Linked DNA regions of Homo sapiens: region 1 is linked to region 2. The links are chromatin loops, found by intact Hi-C in ENCODE. Cell type or tissue: heart left ventricle. All regions are shown on one strand. Each heading gives the region's core, and the rest is flanking DNA. Links, peaks and the distances in the headings are about the cores only.

Region 1 (2,903 bases), core at 244-2,743, 170 kb before region 2:
CTCTGGGAGGCCGAGGTGGGCGGATCACCAGGTCAGAAGATCAAGACCATCCTGGCTAACACAGTGAAACCCCATCTCTACTAAAAATACAAAAAATTAGCCATGCATGGTGGTGGGTGCCTGTAGTCCCAGCTACTTGGGAGGCTGAGGCAGGAGAATCGCTTGAACCTGGGAGGCAGAGGTTGCAGTGAGCCGAGATTGCGCCACTGCACTCCAGCCTGGGGCCTGGAATGTCTATCCTTCTATCCATCTATCCATTCTATCCATTCATATGCCCATCCATCCCCATCCATTCATTCATTCTACAAATATTAGGGCAAACCAACTAAGGGCCAAGCCGTGCCATTTTTTCACCCTTGTTGACCTTAGTCCCTCTTGGGAGCCCCAACCTTATCATACTTGATCAAATTCACCTATACCCCATCTTAAGTAATGTGATATTGTAATTTTTTTTTTTTTTGAGATGGAGTCTCGCTCTGTTGCCCAGGCTGGAGTGCAGTGGCACGATTTCGGCTCTCTGCAAACTCTGCCTCCCGGCTTCAAGCGATTCTCCTGCCTCAGCCTCCCAAGTAGCCGAGATTACAGGCGCCCTCCACCATGCCCAGCTAATTTTTTGTATTTTTAGTAGAGACGGGGTTTCACTATGTTGGCCAGGCTGGTCTCAAACACCTGACCTCGTGATCCGCCCACCTCGGCCTCCCAAAGTGCTGGGATTTCAGGAGTGAGCCACTGTGCCCGGCAATCGTTGTTTTTGAGGCAGAGTTTTGCTCTCTTGTGCAGGCTGGAGTGCAGTGTCAGGATCTCCCCTCACTGCAACCTCTGCTTCCCGGGTTTAAGCAATTCTCCTGCCTCAGCCTCCCCAGTAGCTGGGATTACAGGTGTGCGCCACCATGCCCAGCTAATTTTTGTATTTTTAGTAGGGATAGGGTTTCACCATGTTGGCCAGGCTGGTCTTGAACTGCTGACCTCAGGCGATCCACCTGCCTTGACCTCCCAAAGCGCTGGAATTACAGGCGTGAGCCACCGTGCCGGCCGGTTTATGTTTAAGGAGGTCCCTCCAGCTGTGGCCTGCAGAGGAGCTTGTTGGAGGCAGGAGTGGATTCGGTCAGGCAAGCAATGGTGAGGGCTTGGTCATAAGCGGCGGCTACGGGAATGGGGAGAAGTGGACAGATTGGAGAGATATTGGGGGGAGGGCTGGACTCCAGGGCACTTGGAGATGGGCTAGACGTGCGGCATGAAGGCAAAGGAAGAATCAATGACATTTCCAATTCTCTGGACTGAAGAGCTGGGGGAATAGTGATGCCATATGCTGGGATGGGAGATTCCTGAGGACGGGTGAGGATGAAAACAATACGCAGCTCTGGCTAAGTTTGACATCCAGGCGTTGATGCTATGTAGGTGGTGTGAAGCGCAGGACCCAGATCTGTCCATTTTAACTTTTAGCCACACGTAGGGGATGTAAATTACGGCTGATTTTTATCCGGTGATGCCAAACTCCTCTCTGGCCCTGCCTCCCTGACTCAGTGGTTGCGCTTCGGAGTGCAGTGGCTGCGTGGGAGGTGAGAAGCCTGCAACTTCTTCCAGGGCTCCTGACACTCGGGAATGCGCAGGACCGAGCCTCAACAGCGCCACCGTGTGTCGATAGTCATGACCGCCGTGGACCCCCGACTCCAGTTGTTCTGCCAGCACCCTCAGAATCCAGTCCTCCCTCACTCCCCTGCTCTTTCGGACGAATTAATCACTGTGGATTCTGGAACGCTTAGCGGTGGGAAGAAGGGGTGGCCTCAAAAGAAAGAGGTAGGCCGGGCGCGGTGGCGCACGCCTGTAATCCCAGCACTTTGGGAGGCCGAGGCAGCGGATCACTTGAGCCCAGGAGTTGGAAACCTGCCTCGGCAACATGGCAAAACTCCATCTCTACTAAAATAATAATAATAAATAATAACAATAATAATATAATAGTGAAATATTGGCCGGCCTCAGTGGCACACACCTGTAATCCCAGCATTTTGGGAAGTTGAGGCAGGTGGATCACTTGAGGTGGAGAGTTCCAGACCAGCCTGGCCAATATGGTGAAACACCGTCTCTACTAAAAATACAAAAATTAGCCATGTGTGGTGATGCTGCGTACCTGTAATCCCAGCTACTAGGGAATCTGAGGCAGGAGAATCACTTGAACCTGGGAGGTGGAGGTTGCAGCAAGCAGAGATCGCGCCATTCCACTCCAGCCTGGGTGACAGAACAAGACTCCATCTCAAGAAAAAAAGAAAGAAAGAAATCTACATTTCCATATGCACAGCCTTGGTCAGGATCACACTAGAAGACATCTGAAATGGTCATTGTGAAGTGGGACTGTTCTCTTTTTTGTTTTCTCTTCCTTCCTTCCTTCATTCCTTCTTTCTTTCTTTTCTTTTTTCAGATGAAATCTCATTATGTTTCCCAGGCTGGTCTTGAACTCCTGGCCTCAAGTGATCCTCCCTCTTTGGCCTCCCAAGCAGCTGTGATTACAGGTGTGAGCCTGGCTTGGGACCACTCTTAAATACAGACTGATACAGGCATGTTAACTTCAGAGACATGATCTTGTGAATGGTGAATGACTCCTTGTAAAGATCTGAGCTCATGTAAGGAAAATTCTTTTGATTTACATTTAGCTACATTCCTGGAAAATTCAGTATATACTAAAACTGTGTATATAATATAATGTGTTTACATAACTAACAGAGTTAGGGTTTTCAGCTCATAACTATAAGCAGGTTTTCCACTCATGTAAATAACTTATAGGACATTAGAAAGTTGTGCAGGACATGGAACAATGATCTGTTTTGCAGGACTGTCCCAAACACTGCAGGGTGTCCAGCATGCCTGGCTCATGTCTACTAAAGATCAGAAGAGCCTAATCAGGCCAG
Region 2 (2,903 bases), core at 296-2,795:
CTCTGTTGAAGCACCTTTCAAGGTCCCAGGGCTGTACCAGAGCAGGAACTTCTCTCCTTGCCACCCTCGGAGCCCTCAAGTGCTGCTTGTGTGTTCGGCTCCACCTCTGGGTCCCCCATCCCGGTCCAGAGACCAGCCCAGAGATGTCTGGAATCCACGCAGCTCCTTGAGAATGGTCAGGCACTTCTCAGCTGCCCTCCCAGGTCCCGGTCAAACGCCTCCAGGAAGTGCTGCAGGGAGAGAGCAGAGGTCAATAGGACCGGGCAGGGGGTCCAAAGGGCTGGGTCCACTTGACTCTGGGGAGCCCTGCCGGACCCCTGCAGGCCACACCTACATCCAGAGGCCAATTGGTCCTTGTAGGCAGTCTGGGGAAATGTTTGGTTCCAGAAAGTTCCAGAGCTGGTGGCTGCAGGAATCCTTCAATGGAGGCGATGTTTGCAAGCAGCAGCAACCTAGTTGGTTGGTCGTGGAGTCCGTGGCATCCAGAAGCTTTTCCAAAAAGTCCGCCCAGGTCCAGACTGTGCTGGGGAAGGAGAGGCAGCTGGTGCCATGACAGAGGTGTCCAGCCCCTCTGCTTGGTGCAGGGCAGGGGCTGGATACTGGCACACGGGGCTGGCTATGCTCAACCATAAGGAATGCCTTGACCTCTGGCCAGGAGGTCAGCATCTGTGGGTTCTGGCCCATGCTCTTCCTCTAGGAACGTGCCATGTGGCCCTAGTCAATCACTACTTTTCTCTGGGCCTCAGTTTCCCTTCCAGTTTAAGGAGGGGGTTGGAGCAACTGGTAAGGGGCTTTCCCAGGATCCTAACTCTGCTCCAGGCTGAGCTCAGGGAGAAAAAGTTTAAGGGGTCGGGGGCGCCTGGAGGGAGGCAAAGGTCTCCAGGGTCCCATGGTGGCCCCAAGGGTAGTGAAGTCCTCACCTGGTGTTTTCACCCTGTGGCCTTGTCCAGAGAGGATCCCCGAAGGCGCTAGGCCTGGCATCTCGTTTCTTTCCAAGGTTTGGACAGAAGTCTCCCCTGTTGGAGGAGCAGGGCGGGGGCGAGGGGCAAGGGCAGGACTTCCCTTCTCCCTGGTTGAAATGTCTCCATAGAGGGTGGGGGGCGCTAAGATGGGGGTGGTGGGGGCGTGTGGCGCCGGGGACTCCCCGGCCCGGCGCGGGGCTCGCGGCTCGGGGGCGGGGGCAGCTCCCAGGCTCTGGTGGAGCCGCCACTCCGCCAGTTGCCTTAAAAAGGCGCCAGCGCGCGCGCATCAGCAGAAGGGCTGCGGCTCTCTTCCAAATTAGGCAAGAATTGGGAGGCCGCGGGAGACTAGCTGCGAGAAGAGCGCGGACGTCACCCGGGGCCTCCCTCTCCCTCCCGCTCCCCGCGCCTGCATCACGTCCCCATGGCAACGGCGTGCCTCGGCGGCGATGAATGAGCCACTGCGAAGACCGGCGCGCGCCGAGATGCGCGCCCCCTCCGCCAGGCGTCACGGCCCCGCGGCTGCCCAGGGTAAGGGGGTGCAGCCCGGCGCCCGGAGGAAGGGATGCCCCACTCAGATTCCCAAAAGCCCAGGACCCATTCATTCCCAGCTGATCTTGTTGTGTCCCGGGAGCCCGGGGAATACTCCGTCCAGGGGTCCTTGACCCTCTGGTTCAGGGCTCCCTGGCTCCCAAGGCCCCCCTTACCCGGTCTCCGCTCTCCCCCGGTCAGCCCTCTGCTCCCCAAAGCCTGCGGCAAACCAAGCATTGTGTGGCTTAGCGCCACCGCGTGGCCGATTGTGGGGCTGCGGCGGGCGTGCTTGGCGGCTGGAGTCCCGCCGTCTATGTCGCCCTCTGGCGTCTGCAAGAGGGGAAGAGCATAAAAGAACTCAGCAATTTTCACACCAGAACCCTGATTAACGCGGGACTCATTCTTACCACTTAGGATTAACTTGTGATCAATCACACTTGTGATTAACGTTCAGCGAGCGCGCTCCATGTGTTAGGCACTTGCTACGTGCTTTCCTCGTATTACTCCATTCTCACAGCAACTCTGTAATGCAGAATATTATTATCATTTTATTTTACTTATTTTTTGAGACAGGGTCTCACTCTGTCATCAAGACTGGAGTGCAGTGGTGCGATCTCAGCTCACTCCAGCCTCTGTCTCCTGGGTTCAAGCAATCCTCTCGCTTTAGCCTCCTGAGTAGCTGGGATTACAGGCGCGCACCACCACACCCAGTTAATTTTTGTATTTTTAGTAGAGATGGGGTGTTGCCATGTTGCCCAGGCTGGTCTCGAACTCCTAGACTCAAGCAATCTGCCTGCCTCAGCCTCCCAAAGTGCTGGGATTACAGACGTGAACCACCGCTCCTGGCCTATTATCATTTTAAAGTGAGAAAAACTGAAGCCGAAAGAAGTTGTGGCTTTGCCTAAGATCCCATAGCAGCACGGGGCAGAACGGCCTCCTGCACTCAAGACTGTGAAAAGTGCTCTTGGGCCCTTTCACTTCCACACCCCTTGTCTCTTTTGACCAGCCTCACAGTCTCTTGAGATAAGCAGGACAGTGAGCATTAAAATCATTCCCATGTACAGATAAGGAGACTGAGACTGGGAGAAGTGAAATGGTTTTCCGGAGGTTTCAGACAGCCAAGGGTGGAACTCAGGTCTCTGGGCCTCTGACCCAGAGCTTTTTAGGATGAGGTAGCAGGGTGAAAGTGAGTCCAACACATCTCTGTGAGCCCCTGCTCCTTAGGATGAACGAAGGAGCCCATCCTAAGCTACTCCACCGTTAACAAACCAAGCAGCCCACAGTCAGGAGAGGGTCAGGGGGTCTCCCTATCTTCCAGCGTTTTGGGTGTTCATAGGAGCTAGATGCTCCAGTCTCTCCCCCTCCTCCCCAATTATCAATATCTCTAATTTTATTTTATTTTATTTTGAGATG

What was found. Hi-C counts contacts between places; a loop is a spot of excess contacts. Peaks named below come from ENCODE experiments on the same cell type or tissue, not always from the same donor. Only the 100,000 strongest peaks of a DNase experiment are listed, where the experiment ranks them.
Region 1: it touches region 2 in a loop (3-fold over the local background); 8 of 110 quality-filtered maps call a loop at or near these places.

What each region holds. Positions count from the first base shown.
Region 1 is chr11:66,577,918-66,580,820 of GRCh38, reverse strand. No RefSeq gene overlaps it. Among named protein-coding and RNA genes, the nearest start is that of CTSF, 11 kb to the right of the region's middle. RefSeq lists an enhancer at 1,292-2,105. In heart left ventricle, for the core only: CTCF peaks have their summits at 1,447 and 1,650 (motif pointing left); a DNase peak (open chromatin) is centred at 1,610.
Region 2 is chr11:66,407,480-66,410,382 of GRCh38, reverse strand. It overlaps a transcript of NPAS4 not described here. Among named protein-coding and RNA genes, the nearest start is that of NPAS4, 12 kb to the left of the region's middle. RefSeq lists a silencer at 1,423-1,482. In heart left ventricle, for the core only: no CTCF peak of the experiment used is centred there; DNase peaks (open chromatin) are centred at 1,342 and 1,752; H3K4me3 peaks cover 1,195 bases; H3K27ac peaks cover 341 bases.